Linked DNA regions of Homo sapiens: region 1 is linked to region 2. Evidence: chromatin loops called from intact Hi-C (ENCODE). Cell type or tissue: heart right ventricle. All regions are shown on one strand. Links, peaks and the distances in the headings refer to the core of each region. The heading gives the core; the rest is flanking DNA. Region 1 has its middle 610 kb from the start of LNCSRLR. Region 2 has its middle 530 kb from the start of LNCSRLR.

What was found. Hi-C counts contacts between places; a loop is a spot of excess contacts. Peaks named below come from ENCODE experiments on the same cell type or tissue, not always from the same donor. Only the 100,000 strongest peaks of a DNase experiment are listed, where the experiment ranks them.
Region 1: a loop joins it to region 2, with 2.0 times the contacts of the local background. A loop is called at or near these places in 1 of 110 quality-filtered maps.

Annotation. Positions count from the first base shown.
Region 1 is chr3:145,453,120-145,457,530 of GRCh38, reverse strand. No RefSeq gene overlaps it. Among named protein-coding and RNA genes, the nearest start is that of LNCSRLR, 610 kb to the left of the region's middle. In heart right ventricle, for the core only: no CTCF peak of the experiment used is centred there; no DNase peak of the experiment used is centred there.
Region 2 is chr3:145,533,379-145,537,789 of GRCh38, reverse strand. No RefSeq gene overlaps it. Among named protein-coding and RNA genes, the nearest start is that of LNCSRLR, 530 kb to the left of the region's middle. In heart right ventricle, for the core only: no CTCF peak of the experiment used is centred there; no DNase peak of the experiment used is centred there; H3K27ac peaks cover 475 bases.

The sequences.
Region 1 (4,411 bases), core at 287-4,286, 80 kb after region 2:
CGGGCGTGATGGCTTACGCCTGTAATCCCAGCACTTTGGGAGCCTAAGGCAGGTGGATCACCTGAGGTCAGGAGTTCAAGACAAGTCTGGGCAACATGGTGAAACCCCATCTCTACTAAACATACAAAAATTAGCTGGGCGTGGTGGTGCGTGCCTGTAATCCCAGCTACTTGGGAGGCAGAGGCAGGAGAATGGCTTGAGTCCAGGAGGCAGAGGTTGCAGTGACCCAAGATTGCACCTTTGCACTCCAGCCTGGGCAACAGAGTGAGACTCCATCTCAAAAAAAAAAAAAAAAAGTTGACTATGCAGGAAATTATTCATTGCCCTGTAAACGCCTCCCAAGCATTTGATACCTCTGAGATCAGACACTGCATTGGGCCCTGAATACACAAGCCACAACAGTTATCTTCACAAAGATAATTTAATACCCCAAATTTTAAACAGATATTGGAAGACTGAAAAGGCATAAATAGAATACTGAGGTAACAGATAATAAATACAGGACGCAGCTACCATTTTTAGGGGAGTGTCTAATAATAGCTTATGTGCAAATTAATGACAAAAGAAATAAAAATAAGTTTAAAATGTTTAAGAGGCAGAATAGAAGAGAACTTGGTATTTGACTGGATATGGGGAAGAGGGAAAGATAAGATAAAGAAAACAATGTTTAAGTTTTGCCTTAAGCAAGTCTTGGATGGGAATTAGTGAAAAGTGAGAAGGTTATTGTATCTGCTTCTACATGTGAAGGATTTCAGATTTTCAGTTTTGTCTGTGTCCACTCATATGTTCCTATTCCAAATCCCACAATTTCCATCCTAAATTTCACCTTGACCTTAAACAAGGCAATGAAGTTAACATAATGTCATTATGTAACCCCCACAATTAAAATTTGGGTCGGATTTTCAGTGAAGTTGACTCTGTGTTTACAAGATAGAAAGGGTTATGTTAGGGCCACCAAATGAGCTCTCTGGTCCTCTGACATTGACTTAAGCTAAGAGTTTAAAGCTCTGAGCTATTTATGTTGTTTCTATTATTATTTTATGAAATAAGAAATAAGCATCCCCCCTCCAGTCTTCTAGATTCTAGACAGCATAAAAGGACCTCCTTGTCTTCAATAATAAAAAGTAAGTAGTCAGAAGAGAGTGGAGAATTAGGGGAATGTGGCTACAATTAAGGTATGTAATCATCAACAGAAAATTATTTTTATGAATAAATACGTATTCATGTATTATCAATGCAATTACAATAGTATTGGTATTTTAAAGAAGTATATTAAAGTACAAGAAAATTTGAACAAATTATTTTCTTTTTTTTCCCTTATGTTATTTCTTGACCACAGTGGCATAAAAGTCAGCACCCTATCAAAGAGGCGTAAGATGATGGAATAGTTCAGTTGAAAAAATGTGCCATATTTTTTCTATTACTGAAAAGAGTATCAGGAAAGTAATTTGTTCTTTCCTATTATCAAAATGATAACTATTTCTCATTTATTTTGTACTGAATTGTACATTTTTCTTTAACCATACTTATGTTTTCAGTTTTCTCAAATTATCTTCAGAAGCACGTGGAGTAAAAATTTTATCTACATAAATGTCTGTATATCTATATACCTCTTTCTTCATTTTCTGTTACGTATAACTTATCCAGATGAAGTGTACACACATCACTTCCTTTCAAATGATTGTAATAAACTAAGATTAGTTAGAGATACTGGAGTTTAAAATAGTATCAGAATAGATTAGATACCAATTAGAATAAAGTAGAATTTCAGTAGTTAACGTAAACGTCACTTAAAAAGAATCACTGAGTTGAAAGAAAAGATTCCTTAATAAAAGCAATGTAGTAAAGGATTCTTTTAGAACCTCTTTTAGAAGAGAAATGGTAGCTCTGAAATATTACTTAATTACGTAGCATTTTCTCTAGCAATTCTCAGCTGTTAGACTACCATTTCTGCTCTTTACCCAGGTTACTTAACTAAACATGATAGCACGGTTTTCTGTAGGTTTCAGGTATTATTACTCGATTGTATAGAAAGGGAAATTGAAAGATAGAGGATTATTTAACTTTAGCAAGCTCCAGCCATTTCCGTGGCAGGGCTGAAAATGAAACAATTCTCATTACTTCAGTTTTCCTCACAAATCTAGAAGAAACAGCCACTTTTAATATAATTTGAATGACATGAACTTGATGAAGCTTAAAACAAAATTATAAGAATGTAACTTTCTAATTATAACAAGTGAAAATGAAGCAATATTGTTGGAAATGTTATAAAAAAGAAAGATGTGAACATTAAAAAATAAAACATTTATTAAATTTCATTCATTCCAGCATGTTATTCTTATTTAAGGTGAACAATGAGTAAATCAGTATAACATTGGGAATAAAACTTCTATTATTCCTTAACCTATATAAAGGGTTGAAATTAATTATGTGCCCCATATTTGCCAAGAGTTGCCACATATAGCTTTATCCTAGGGGATTCTATTTCTGCTTGGATTTAAGATGGCCCAAACAAAATAAGTCTTGGACTCAAAATATGGTTCCTTGTAGCAAGGAAGTAGTTTTCAAGCTTCAGTCTACATCAGAATCACCTGGAGAGCTTATTAAGTAACAGATTGCTAAGCTTCATTCCCAGGCTTTCTGATTCTGTAGGTCTGGAATGGGGCCAGAAAATTTGTATTTCTAACAAGATTCTAGGTGATTCTAATGCTGGTGGTATAGGCTGGAATTTGAATACTACTACACTAAAAAGTAACAAAGTTCACCCCAATCCTTAATCAATGGTCATACCCACTGACCCACTCAGTCTGTTGAAAGCAGAAGACTAAATCAAAGAACAAGGCACCTCTCATCACATTATATAATGGAAAACATTATTCCCATTGTGAGTAGGAGTGACTCAGGAGGTTTAATTTTATATTTTGAAAACACTTATATTTCCTAACATGGATCTAGTTTGGGAAATATTGTCTTTTCTGTTCTAGTGAAGTATGTGGGGATATACGTGTTTTGGAAAGAAACATTCAGCATTACTGCCAGGATGGCCAGGAATTAAGGAAAGACATATTGAATCCTTACACTGCCAGAAATAAGTATTCATGTGCCTGAAACCACCCTGGGATATTTATCAGAATTCATCCCTGGCTGCCTTTAAATTTTATTCAGTTTGGGCACATTAAAAACCTCTTCATCATGAGGATGATTGGGAGCCAATACTGAGCCCATGCTCTGCTCGCCAAGCCATGCACAGTGGCTCAGCTGTGTTTAGTAAAGGAAAGATGGGCATTTTACTCGTTTATGTGAACAGGAACTTTATTTTCTAGCTGTAGCACTAAATTCATCATTCTCTCCTCACACCCATAACCCTGCACTCTTCTTGTACACTGGTTGCCTAAATGAGGAATGGATGGACCCCAGAACAAAGCCAACCTGTCCACTGAAAAAATGTTCCTAATAAAATGGAGGTGATCACTGTGCAGCTGTGAAGAAGGGAGACTATAAGTCTAGATCTGTAGGGCTTAACATTGAGGGAAATGCTAGGAACTTGGACATGCCTAGGAGGTAAATTCAGTTAAAGGTATGATTTTAGTGACATTATTTTCTGTTGTAATATGAGGACAGGCATCTCTAGAGTGAATTGAAATAATGTTAATTTAACAGAACGCATGAGAATAGTGGAGGAAAATGAGAGAGTGTCTCTGTGTCGAACAGTGATGAATCCATAATTCCCTGATTATCAGTGTGCATTTGACACTCACGCTATGAGCACAGTAGTATCCTGTGTTTCTAGTGTTTGAAGATTGACTCTTATATCTTACATCAGCCCCAAAATTGGAAACATGACACTTATCTTTTGTTTCACAAAGCAAAACAAACCCATTCTAACACTGGAGGAAAACTGACTAGTCTGCCCTTACTGAGAGAAAGTACACAGTTTCTTGGCTTCTTGAAGGTGTTGTTCAAGGGAAATTTTTGCCATATTCAATTTTGTGTTATATGCTGGCTGAAAACCCAAACCTTGTTTATAATGAAACCCTATTTATGGTACTATTTACACCAATTACAATTTGCCTCAGCTACCTGGAACTGTTCAAGAAACTCTTATATAAAGCCTCTGTGTTGATTTTTTTTAATGCAGTGAGTAGATGCCAAGTAGAGAAGAAAAAAGCAAGTTAAGATAAACTCCCAGGTTTCCAAATATAAATTAAAAATATATCAGTTAAATTAGGAAATCTGGCATGTCAGTAACATATTTAAAATTCCAGCATTCATATTGAGAAGAAAGGTTGTATAGACATGAAAGACACAGACCTTGGAATCAGGTTGAATCAGTGTGATCTGTGATTCTTTTGTCTTCTTTCAATGATTCTTACCATCTGTTGATAATTGTTGTGAACTGATAATTTTTCTA
Region 2 (4,411 bases), core at 337-4,336:
CTAAAAGTGTAAGAAGGAAGAGAAGAGAAGATCAAATTGATGTGTTGTGAAAAGGACTGCACTCACTGTTGCTGGATTTGAAGATAGAAGAGGTGATTATGAGCCAAGAAATACAGCCAGCCTCTAGAAATTGGAAAAGGCTCAGAAATGGATTATTCCCTAGAATATCCAGAAAGACATATAGCCCTCCTGCCACCTTGATTTTTAATCCAGTGAGACTTGTGTTGGATTTTTAAACCTACAGAAATTAATGCAATAAGTTTGTGTTGTTTTAAGAAATTAAGTTAGTACTAATAGGTTAATCTACTGCTGATGGCAGTATAAACTATTACAGAGGAGTATATCATTTTTGATCTGGATATCTTCTTGTTTTATCATTTTGTATTTCATATACCATGGCCATGTTTTTGGGAGAAAGAACAGTCTTGAAACAAGTTACTTGCTCATCTTCACTAGAAGTATGCTAATCATTCTTCCACTATATCCTCTGCAGTTGTGAGATATGTAACTTGGGTGTTATTTTCCTCTGATGTATTCCTTTTGAGAAGGCAATCATCTGCATTTTTTCCATGTAACCTGGTTACGTTGGCCTCTTGCTTGGGTACCAGCACTTCCTGCTCTCCTTTAACTTAGCTTTTGCTTTCAGGCTCAAACGTCTATTTGATGGCATATTCTTTACATTTTTTTTCTTATGAGTGAACTCAGTAATAAGTATGAATTCATTTGCTTGCAAGTGAACAATTATCTGCTGTTTAAAGATAATCTTGCCTTTCTTTACTTCTCTGAGCTGCACAATAGCATACAGGGGGCATTTTTCAATTAGACTAATAACTAATCTAATACAGCATTCAATGTATCATAGTACTGCCAAGATCAATTTCAGCATATTTTATGTCCTGTATTTAGTACATATCACATCCTTTAAATTTCTATTTTCAAAATTTATATTGTGCATTTCCTCAGGACACAGGCAGTATCTGTATTAACAACCACAGTTACTGTGTCATGTGAAACACTTCAAAAAATATTTTAACACTTGTTCTGATATTCCCATTTGTTTGCCTCTTAAATCAGTCTGTCTTTTATGTAACCACTTTGCAAGGCTGTCTCAGTCTTCAAGAGCTTGTTCACCAATAGCTCTCACTGTACACACCTTAACAATATGACTCCACATGCTTTTTTGGATCTGGGATACCTCTAAAAGAATCACTTCAGCCTGACTTTTTACATTTTTCTTTGGGTAATAATTACACTCTTGGCTCTAGTAATACCTAGGACATCTTTTTTTTTAATATTTTCAAAAGCAACTAGACCCAGGTTCATTTATTTTTCTCTTTCATGTCTACCTACTCTGTTCTCTAAGATCTTAAATGTTGTGCTAAGGAATTCTCTCTCTTCCTCGGTTTAACCAGCATATTTTGCTTTACAATTGTTTTATGCCCATGCTGCTTCACACTGCTCCTATTTTGAAGGTAAAACTAAATAAACATGTTTTTAAATCAAATTCCATTATTATTTGACTTCATAAGAAAATCCAATTTCTAGAAAGAGACTCTACTGTGCACACATGTTTCAAATTCCTATTTTAGTCTTTGGTTTGTAATAACTTCAATACATTTTTTTCTTTACTGAATCCAAAGAGAAGGCATGCCCCTTTCATAATTAAGACTCCTGTTACTTTCTCATGTTTTTTTTATTAAACTCTACCTCTATGAATGGTAGTGACAGTCTAGCAATCTGAAATTTAAATCCAAGGATGATGCTTATGTGATTAAGGCATCCAGAATAAATAGAGGCCCATGTTGTAGATGGCAGATATTTAGCATGGGCTAGCTACATGAATCCACAACTTAGTTTGTACAGTTTAGTTTGACACTGGAAGTAAAAACAACAGAAATTACAAATTTAGATAGTGAACTTAATGTCTCTTAACAATCAGCGAAAATAGCTGTGAAAGAGAAAAAGAAATAAACCTAGGTTTAGTTGCTTTTGAAGAGATTTCAAAAGAAAGATATCTTGGATATTGCTAGAGCCAGAAACGTAATTATTATCCAATAAAATAAAAAAAAGTAAGGCTGGGGTATTTCTTTCAGAGGGATCCCACATCCAAGCACTTTTTATTTAAAGGCATGGACATTAATTATTAATTCATAGGACTTTCTATTTAAAGACATAAATCTATGCAGAATTTAGCTTATGTATGATCCTGGACTCCAACCTGGCTGAAAAATACAGTAAACACAATGAAACACTATTCTTCCCACGAGTGCATGAAAATTCTGAGGCCAAAGAAAAGAGAAGTTAACTAGAAGTTGGGGAAGCTGATTATGGGAAGTGTGTTTCAATCAGAGAAATGGTATGTGCATTGTTGCTAAGTATGAAACATAATTCGTCCAAAACAATGCAGCATGGCTAGACTGTAGATTACGTATTACAACTAGGGGGCAGGAAATAAGGTGAGGATAAAGAGATAGGACAGTAGAAGAAATGTCCCATGGGTCTAGCAAATCATGTAAAAAAATTAGTTCCTCACTTCAGTATTAACGGGATGACCACAAGGAAATATTTTAAGGAAGGAGTAAAAGATGCTTCTATTAAATAGATTATTCTGGCAGCTCCATGAGAAATGGATTGAACACATATCTATAAGTCAAGAAGGTTCACTGAGGAACTGTCAGAATCATCCAGGTAAAAGATGGCTGTGATTTTTTAAAAACATATAGTAAAGAGAGAAAATTGGTGGATGCATTTGGGAGGTATTAAGTAAATAAAAACCACAAGACCTGAGAAAATGCTGGCTTATCACAGCACTGAATCATATTGTAATAGAATTGTTTATTATTCAATGTCTCTCAATAGACTGAAAGCTATGTGACAGCAATGGAGCAGATATCTATAAATGGTTTTGTCTAGATTAGATTAACAATGGGTAAAATGTAAGTAAAATCATTGAGAAAATTAAAAGGAAAGAGCTTCTGGTTAGAGGTTGCAATATTTGTGTTTTCAGAAATTGAATCTTTTTTGTGATAAATTCTTGGATTACCAAAAATGGTTAGAGACAGTCACAGTAAGGAAGCATGAAAGTGTTTAGGAGAGAGGAGATGTAATGATGGACGATAGAAAAAGTGTTTTATATATGCAGGGAATATTTCCTCCTGGATTTTTCTAAAAGTGTTTTCGTAGAAACTCTCAGTTGAAGCACCGATAAGCGCAACAAAATTCACATAGTATTTGCCTTAGAGAATGTGTATGAGAAACAGTAGACTAAAATATTCCAGCTTCTTTTGTCTCCACATAAACAGAAACCACCAGAAACAGGGAAGGATGCACACAAACACAGTAAAAACAAATGATATACCAATACCTCAGAATGAGGAAAGCCATTTTCTTCTTATAGAGGGTCTTTGAATTACTTCCAGGACACTTAAGTAAATGAGGGACACAGGCTTTGTTTCAACTTTTTCATCAGGCATTTAGTTCTTATGGTGATATAAGTGGTCATTTGAATATAGTTTATTACGTTAATAGAAAAAAACAGTCCTCTCAATGGCCTAGGAATGCACTTATTCATTTTTATTTTTATACTATTTCTGATGACAGCCAAAGTCAAGCTAGCTTTAGTTTAGAAAGGACCCAAGATACAGTCTATTTTAGCAAGCAAATGAACTGGCTTCATTGGTATGTGTCAAACTGTGTCTCTTCTAAATGATTTTCAAAAACTGGTTCATTAACTTGTTTTTGGAAATTGTGTGCTGAATAATGTGATATCAATGACTTAGAACTGCTTACTTGGTTCATTAGCATGTCATCTGGGAAAGCAGAATTGTCTTAAATGAAATGGCTTTAGTTCAACTATCCTTAGGGCTCATTATCTGCATATAAATGTGTGTGTGTATGTATGTGTGTGTGTGTGTGCGTGTGAACAAACTGAAATTTTTCCTATAGTTGGAGCCAATAGTATTGACTTTCTTCTCATTTATGATTTTGATACAATATTTTTGTTTGACTGTAGTGGTTCTAAAGGTCAGGAAAGATATAAATAGCAGCAATTCCAGCAATTCCTGGAGTGTAAACCATGGCAGAAAGATGAAGTAACTATGAAGGGAATGATTAGGAATGTTTAATAACATTCTTATGAGGGGGCTCAAAATATTAAGGCCAGAATTAGATTATTTTTATATAAATCTTTGGATTTATTCATTATACTTTAAATAAGAAACCTCATCATGCCCTATGCAGTCTGGAGACCATTATCCTAAGTAAACTAATGCAAGAACAGAAAACCAAATATAGCATATTCTCACTTAAAGTGGGAGCTAAACCCTGTATACACATTAATGTAAAGATGAAAGCAATAGACCCTGGGGACCACTAGATAAGAGAGGATGGGAAGGGAGTGTGGGCTGAGAAC